2 separate regions of the Homo sapiens genome follow, and region 2 is linked to region 1. The links are chromatin contacts, found by Hi-C or POLR2A ChIA-PET in ENCODE. All regions are on one chromosome and are shown on one strand. Each heading gives the region's core, a stretch centred on a gene start or an enhancer-like site at or near the end of the contact. The rest is flanking DNA. Distances are from core to core; before and after follow the strand shown.

Region 1 (3,952 bases), core at 576-3,075:
TGTTTTATGGTCAACTTTTTTTACCTTGTGATAAAAAGAAAAATGAATTCATTATTCTAAAAGAAAACATAATCCTGAAACTAAATTATCATGTCACCTTTCTAAAGATACACTAGTCTATGAACGAACACTTAAGTACATAGTACTAACTCCCTTACTAGAACCTAACTCATAAAATCATTACAGAAGATGAATGAATCAGGAGTAACTTAACATAACATCTATGCTCAAATTGACAACCTGAGCCTAATGGCGTGTGTCAGTATTCAACTCAGTATTAAGACAAATGGCTAGCTACCCACGTCAAGTGCAGTCACAGGTACAGATGAAAACAGAAGAAATAGAGTCCTTCCCATGACTGGCAAAAACTCAAGAAATCAGAGAAGCAATAGTCAAATTCTCTCAAAAACATAAAGTGGAATTTAATGATAAAAGGATTACATTTCGTAAGAATGTTCAAATCTGCCAAACATGTTTTGTTGCCTAGGAGCTAGTATTTTATAGCAAGTATTAACTATAAATTACCTATTACAACAAATCAAAAATAGACGCTATTAAAATGATTTCCTAAACGGGCACAAATATTGAGTGAAATTTTTTTATGCTGGTAAAGTCTGTGCAGCCACCGAATGAACAGAGCGCGGAACCGACCCTTGCGGAGCGATTTACAGGGTTGCTCCCCGACCCTTCACCTCCCTCCCCTCTCCACGGAGCCCTTCCTAGTGGACTTGGACTCAAACATTTTTTTAAAAGCTGCTCGGAACGCTTTCAGCAGCTTTGCTATAAACAACCCCCATTGTTACCAGGCCAGGAGCGAGCGTGATTTCCTCCTCCTCTCAGGGAGCCAGCCTGGGGCCGGCGCCTCCCTCCGGGCAGAGGCCGCCGCAGAGGGCCCTTCCTCGCGGCCCCGAAGGTGGAGAAGGCGCGCCTTTCCTCGGAGGCGTCCGACTCCGGGCCTGTGCCATCAGGCAGCCCGCACCTCCCGAACTTTGTGATACTGACTTTCCCCTCCCAGCTGGCAGCCTGCAAGTTTATGAACCCGAAGCACAGCGCGCGTCACAGGCTCCATCCCGGCCACGGCGAAGGGGCGCCGCGAGCCACAACCGGGCTGCAGGTGGAGGGCGCCGGCCCCGCGCGCCGCCGCGCCCCCCGCGCCGCCGGGGATGAGGCCGGGGCCGCGCCGCGCTCGCGGGGGTGGGGGCGGCGGCCCAGGTGAGCCACCAGGTGAGCGGCCGGAGAGGGGAACAGGTGACTGCCGCGCCCCGCCAGCCCCCGCTCGGCCCGCGCGACCCCGGGATACACCGCGGCAGGGGGACGGGGGCTGCGGGGGACGCCGGGGCCCGCGGTGGGCCTGGGGGAGGGGGAGGGGAGAGAAGGGGCGGAGGGGGGAGGGGGAAAGGAGGGCGGGTCCGCGGCTGGCGGGCGGCGGCGGGGGGGAGGGGCGGGGCGCGGCGCAGCGGGCGGGGGTCGCGCAGGCCCCGCGCCCGGCGGTGCTCACCTCGGTCGGCTGGCTGATCTCGAACAGGTCCAGCCGGTTGGCGTTCCAGTGGTGGATGATGTCGGCCAGCTTCCGCCGCTCCTCGTCACGGCCGCCCGCCGACATGGTCCTGGCCGCGCCTCCTCAGCCGCGCGGGGCCGGGGCCGGAGGACGGGCCGAGGACGACAGGTCCGCGGGGGCCCGGCGCCCCTCGCCACCCCCCGCCGGCCGCCTCCGCCTCCGCGGCTGCCTCCGCCTCCGCGGCCGCGCCGCGTCCTCCGACTTGGCCTCCGCCTGGGGCTCAGTCCGCGCCGCGCCGCGCCGCCTCAGCCCCGCCGGCCGGTGTGCGCCCGGCGCCCGCCGCCCGCCGCCCGCACCCGCCCGCGCCCCGCCCGCCGCCGTGCGCGCCGCCGCCCGCCGTGCGCGCCGCCGCCCCGCGCGGCGCCGCCGCACCTCCGGGCCGCTCCACTAGGTGCTGCTGCCGCGGCCGCCAGGGAGGGAGGTGTCGGAGGGCGGGCCCCGCGCGGTGCTAGGGTTCCGTCTGGACTGGCGGTGGTGGGTCCCAACCGGCGGTACCGGGTTCCTTCCCGACCAGCGGTGCTAGGTTCGGTTCGGACGCGCGCTGCTGGATCTAAATGGGCAGTGCTGGGTCCGATGGGTGGTGCTGTGTTGGGTCCGGACGCGCGGTGCAGAGTCCGGACGGGCGGTGCTGGATCCAAATGGGCGGTGCTGGATCTGGACGGGCGGTGATGGGTCCGATGGGCGGTGCTATGTTCGGTTCGGACGGGCGGTGCTAGGTCTAAATGGGCGCTGCTGGGTCCGATGGGCGGTGCTGCGTTCGGTCCGGACGGGCGGGGACGGGCGGTGCTGGGTCCAAATGGGTGGTGATGGATCTGTGGACGGGCGGTGCTGGTTCCAGACGGGCGGTGCTGGGTCCAGACGGGCGGTGGGTCCGATGGGCGGTGCTAGGTTCGGTTCGGATGGGTGGTGCTAGGTCTAAATGGGCGGCGCCGGATCCGATGGGCGGTGCTGGGTTCGGTCCGGACTGGCGGGTCCGGGTCTGGACGGGCGGTGCTGGATCCAAATGGGGGTGCAGTGCTGGATCTGGACGGGCGGTGCTGGGTCCGAACGGGCGATGGGTCCCATGGGCGGTGCTAGGTTCGGTTCGGACTGGCGGTGCTGGGTCTAAATGGGCGGCGCTGGGTCCGATGGGTGGTACTGGGTCCGGACGGGCGGTTCTGGGTCTGGACGGGCGGTGCAGTATCCAAATGGGCGCTGCTGGGTCCGGACGGGCGGTGCTAGGTTCGGTCCGGACGGGTGGTGCTGGGTCTAAATGGGCGGTGCTAGGCTCAGCAGGGGACCGGTGGGCGTGGCGGCACAGGTACGGAGCGCAGGGCCGGTGGAGCGCCCTCTCCGAAGGGCCCTGCGCTCCCCGCGCTCGCTGCTCCTCCTGCCCGCGCATTGCCCCGGGGCTGCTGCGTGTTTCTTCCAGGGTGATTCCTTTCCGCTGGGTCACTTCAAAGCCGACCTTTTCAAGCTGTTTTCTTCCGCGGAGGACACGTTGTTAGGCTTTGTGTGCATTTCAAGGGTCATGTTTTCTGAACCGCGCTCTGCCGCTCTTGGGGTGTTCGAGCCCCCACACTGCTGTGCGGTGTTCCTCTCACAGAGTGAGGTTGGAGGGTCCCACTCCCTTTGTGTGTCTCCTTAGAAAACGCCTCTTCTCTCAGACACATCGTTATCTGCCAATTCTTCGCAGACGTAGAGAACGGACTGCAGAGTTAATAAACGTCGAGGGGAAGCTTTGATGCGCCCCATTTGGCCCTGAGAGATGCCACGTGATCGTCATTTTAAATCCTGTACGTGTCCCCGTGGACGTGGAAACCTGAAATTAATTTCAGTAGCAAGCTTTGTGAATTGTAGGGATTTTTTTTCATAAGGTGTCTTTTTTGTAATTGCCCCTCCCCTCCCCCACCCTTTGTTTTGGCTGCAGAGCGCCATCTCTGCAGTCTCCCCACGCCGGGTTCAGTCAGGCGAAGTTGCGTTATCTGTGATGTGTTGTAACAAAAAGCGTTTATCTTTGAAACACTAAGGCAAGTAATGAGAAGAGTGAACTATATTTGACAAAGCCTTTTTATTTTTGTCATTACTTTTTTTTCCAATGTGGAAATAATTTTTCTCTCCACCAACTGGATTTCCTCTTTTGCAGACAATTAAAGAATTCTGTCATCCCCACTGGGTTCTGTCTTTTCTACCGCACTTGTCCAGTACAGCTACATAAGGAGGCTTCTCAGCAGAGGAGCCTGGGGTGTTGAACCAGTGCCATGAGGGAATGAATTATTCAATAGATCGCTAGTCTCCTTTCTTAAAATTAAAGTGTGGTGACTTGCAGAAAAGCATCTGTGTCTAAATGTCATCTTCGTGTTCTAGCACTCGGTTTCTTTATGCCTTTCAGTTCCTGGGCTTCCCGATGGACTC
Region 2 (3,952 bases), core at 412-2,911, 1.9 Mb before region 1:
ATCAGTTATTTGTTGACTCCAGAATAAATTTGCATTTGATCTTGTCAACCTAAATAACAGACAGGTTTGCCAAACATGACAAATTTATTTGAAAGTGGGCATTGCAATGTAGAATATGGTGTCATAGTAAACTATAGGTGTATTCAGGGAGGTAAAGGAAGATAAGGGGTTTAAAAGGAAAAACGAGGAGGATTACGTAAGTTGTTTTGAAACAATTATCCTTGGCTACAAAGATCAGTAACAAAGGGGATGGCCAGTCCAAGGTTGGACAGGCAGTTGCTGCGCAAATGTCCTTGAAGCATTTTTTTGTGTAGTTTTGTGGCCTTTGTGCAAGGTTGTGGTTTTGGCAGTCTTTTGTGCTAATTCTTTATATCAGGCAATTATTAGTGAGAACTTTCCCATCACGGCTTTCCCTGACTCCATTCTCTGACAGCTTTCACAATCTAGAGACAGAATCCCGGAGGGAGAGGAGTACCAAATAGCTTAAGAGTTTTTTTTTGTTTTTGTTTTTTTTCTTAAAAAAAAAACCGCTAAACTCTACCCTGATCAGTGAAAAGAATTTAGCTGAAAGATGCAGTTTCTTCTTGGCAGATTCAGACAAGAAGTGCGGCGGAAGCTTACACCTGCACGTGGTGGGACAGAGGCAAGAACGGATGGTCTGGCTGAGGCTGAGAGAACCAAGCTGGATTAGGATCGGCTTGAGGGCCCGGCGTCGTCAGTGGTGACCTCTCTGACCTGAGGCAAGTGAGTCAGGCTGGACTGAGCGTGTTAACGTCGGTGTTTGTCAATGTGACGCGCTAGAATAATCCCTTTATCTTTCCCAACTTTTGTTTGTTGAGTGTAGGCAACTATAATGAATGGAAAGGAAACCGGATTGTACTTTAAATCCGAGAACATTCTCTACTCTCCAGAACAAGTCATCTGCAGGCGCAGGCAGTGGAATCCGTGAGGCCAGCTGTACGGCGGGCCGCCCCGGACCCAGGCTTGGCTCCTCACTTTCCGCTGTTTTTAGTGCGGTCCTACAAGTGCCCTGGTGCAGCCCGAGATCAGTAATAAATGCAGCTGAAATACACCGGCTCCCACGTTCTCGCGGGGGTACCTGCCAGGCCGGCGTCCACGCTCCTCCCCGGCTCCCGGCCGACCGCGTTCTCGGCGGAGGCATCAACCACGCGGGCACGCAAAGCCACGAGGGCCGAATCTCAGCGACTTCTTCCCGCTGTGCCTCCCGCACGCTCCGGGGCGGGCGCCGACAGCCCCCGGGTGCAGCTGCGGATGCTCGGGGAAGCGTGGCCTGGGCAGGTGGCTCCGCTGCTCTCTCGGAGCGCCACCAGCGAGAGGGGCGACCCGAGAACAAAGGCGGGAGAGGAGCGGCGACCGCGAGCGCGTAGAGGCGGAGGCCGCGCAGTCTCCGCGCGACTGCTCCGGGCAGGGCGACCCCCGGCAGAGAGGGGGCGGGGCGGGGACCCCCGGGAGGGGCGGGGAGGGGCGCGGCGGGGGCGCGGAGAGAGGGAGGGAACGAGGGTGACGCGCGGAGGGGCCGGGCCGGGGGCCGCGGGGAGGGGGCGGCTGCGAGCGCGCCAAGTGGCGACGTGCCGGGCCGGGGCGGGCCGGAGGGCGGGCGGGAGGTGGGGCGCGCCGGGGGCTGGGGGGAGCCGCGGCCGAGTACAACGCCGGGCCGTGGGGAGCCAGGCGGCGGCGGGGCTGAGGCGGCCGCGGGGCTGAGGGGAGCGGCGGGGCTGAGGCGAGCGGCGGGGCTGAGGCGAGCGGCGGGGCTGAGGCGGCCGCGGGGCTGAGGCGAGCGAGCGGCGGGGCTGAGGCGAGCGAGTGGCGGGGCTGAAGGGAGTCGCGGCGGCGCTGAGGCCAGCGGCGGAGCTGTGGGGGGCAACGGTGCTGAGGCGGTGGCCGCGGCCGGGCGGGTTGGGCTGACGTGAGAAGCGCCGCCGCCGCTGGGCCTCCTCCATTCCGGCCCGCAGCCCCGCGCCCTCCCAGCCTTTGGCGCCCTCCCGCGCGGGCGGCGCGCTGGCGACGGCCATGGCGGTGGCGGCGGCGCTGGCGGGCCGCGGGGCGCGCGGCGGCAGGGGCCGGCCCCCGGGCGGGCGGGCGGAGGGGGCGGGGCCGGGGCGGCGGGGGGCCCGCGCGGCGGCGGCGGCGGCGGCGGCGGCAGCGGCGGCGGCGGCCGGGACAAGGCGGAGGCGACGGCGGCGGCGGCGGCGCGGGGCGCTCGGGCTGATGGCGGCGGCGGCCGGGCCCGGGGCTGCGCTGTCCCCGCGGCCGTGCGACAGCGACCCAGCCACCCCCGGAGCGCAGTCCCCGAAGGTGAGGAAGCGGCCGGTGCGACCCGACCCTGACCCCGTCCCGGGCCTGGGTGCCGGGGCGTGGGCCCAGTCCCACCGGCGGCCGCCCAGCGTCTCGGGGGCGTGGGCCCAGGCCGGGCGCCGCGCCTGAGACCGGGGGTGGTCGGCGAGGCGGGGCCCCGAGGTGAGCCCGCGGCCTCTAGCGAGCAACAAGTGCGGGCGGGCGGGGGACGCGGCGCGGCTTCCCCGAAGTTGGCAGCCGGCCCTGCTTGACAAGCTTGTCCCCAAAACGCCTCCTCCTAGGCCAGCCGTGGGACGGAACGCGCCCGGGGCCGAGAGAGTTGGCCTCGGAGGGGCCTGCAGAAGCGCGCGTTCGCTCAGCGTTCATTCCGCGCATAGTTTGCCGAAGTGTTTGAACGCTTACTGCAAAAACCGAGTGGCGAACGATATGGAAAATCAACACACTCAGTGAACTTACTGTAATAACTAAGTTAATACGCAAGCGTCCGGATGTTTTCAGCGGAAGTCTGTTAAAACTTTTTACTGCTTGAGGAGGTGAAAAGAAATTGGTGCTTGTGGAGAAAATGGAGATGAGCAGTAGTGTCACGCATCAAAACGTTTTGGTTCTAAAGTTAGGCTAGCAGTTTGTGACAGAAAGTTGGAAGGGAGGAATGATGTTTTAAAAGCCTGGAAGCTTGAAATTGGATTGAAATTAGAAGGCGGTGGGAACTGGAATGCTGCAGAGCCAGCCAGCCTTCGTGCGGTGCGCGGTGTGCCGTGTGCGCGTTGGCAGGGGAAGCCGTCCTGTAGCAGCCTAGCCGGGCTGCGCCTGCTTGGGAGCTTTTCCCGTTGCGCACGTCCACCGTGCTGTGAGACTCATTTTGAAGGTTCCTCAAAGGCTGTCGTCAATGGAAGTAACTAGATTGTAAGACTCTGAATGCACATCCTTGCACTTCCAGCATTTGACGTCTGGCCCGGCACCTGGAGGGCACTGAGCCAGTGCCCCCTGAGTGCATTCTTGACCCCTGAGCCCTAGGAAGGATGTGATGCATAGAAATTCATCTGATCTGTAGTTGGAAACCACCTGTAACTCTGGAAGGCACATCTCTGATTTAGTATGTTTGGGAGTCTTTGAAAACATGGGCCTCTGTATCAGTATTGCGGTTACACGGAAATTCTTACCTTATTCCGTCATGTATTGGGAACAATATTGCTGTTACTACCTCCCTCAAGAAAAAGGCCCGCTGCCCAGATGCTCACTTTATATAATAATGCCTTTGCCTAGAATTTGTAGTAGTAATTTAAAACACTTGATGAAATTGTAGTCTCAGCTTTTTTGAGCACTTTGCATTTTTAACTTTATTTTTGTATATTTTTGAGTGTCTCAACTTTTTAGCTAAAGGAAAATGTTTTTAAGTTTAAGGATATAAAAATCCTTAAAATGCTCACCAGTAAAATAGAAAAAATACTGGAATGTTTAAAATGAGTTATGTTGAAAGTATTGAATATGCAGTGTTGCAGTTGTATGCAGATACTTATGCAAATTTTCAGAGAGTAGATTTAGACTATGCAAAGCTCTTTAATGAAATGCTTATTTTATAAGGACTGAAAAAGAATATATATTTTACTATTTGGAAAAGAACCAGTTAATTCCTAGG

The links. Hi-C counts contacts between places; a loop is a spot of excess contacts on that map. ChIA-PET counts read pairs that join two places held with the same protein, here RNA polymerase II (POLR2A). Pooled maps may share reads with other maps.
Region 2: a loop to region 1 is called in a map of naive thymus-derived CD4-positive, alpha-beta T cell, with 13 times the contacts of the local background. The contact joins the promoter of PHF10 here to the promoter of AFDN in region 1. A Hi-C loop is called at or near these places in 1 of 168 maps with a recorded cell type or tissue (naive thymus-derived CD4-positive, alpha-beta T cell), 4 of 37 single-sample maps with no recorded cell type and 7 of 50 pooled maps. POLR2A ChIA-PET finds 5 or more read pairs at or near these places in 1 of 52 experiments (activated CD8-positive, alpha-beta memory T cell).

The regions. Positions count from the first base shown.
Region 1 is chr6:167,824,784-167,828,735 of GRCh38, reverse strand. It overlaps AFDN (afadin, adherens junction formation factor), which reads right to left and starts at 1,825. Exons shown (of 34, transcript NM_001386888.1): 1 at 1,499-1,825. The coding sequence starts at 1,603. AFDN-DT (AFDN divergent transcript) reads left to right here and starts at 1,940. Exons shown (of 2, transcript NR_027906.1): 1 at 1,940-3,333; 2 at 3,930-3,952. RefSeq lists silencers at 1,673-1,872, 2,787-2,856 and enhancers at 2,023-2,102, 2,133-2,202.
Region 2 is chr6:169,722,209-169,726,160 of GRCh38, reverse strand. It overlaps PHF10 (PHD finger protein 10), which reads left to right and starts at 1,661. Exons shown (of 12, transcript NM_018288.4): 1 at 1,661-2,316. The coding sequence starts at 2,230. It also overlaps a transcript of DYNLT2 not described here. RefSeq lists an enhancer at 996-1,538 and silencers at 1,470-1,769, 1,840-2,079, 2,180-2,559.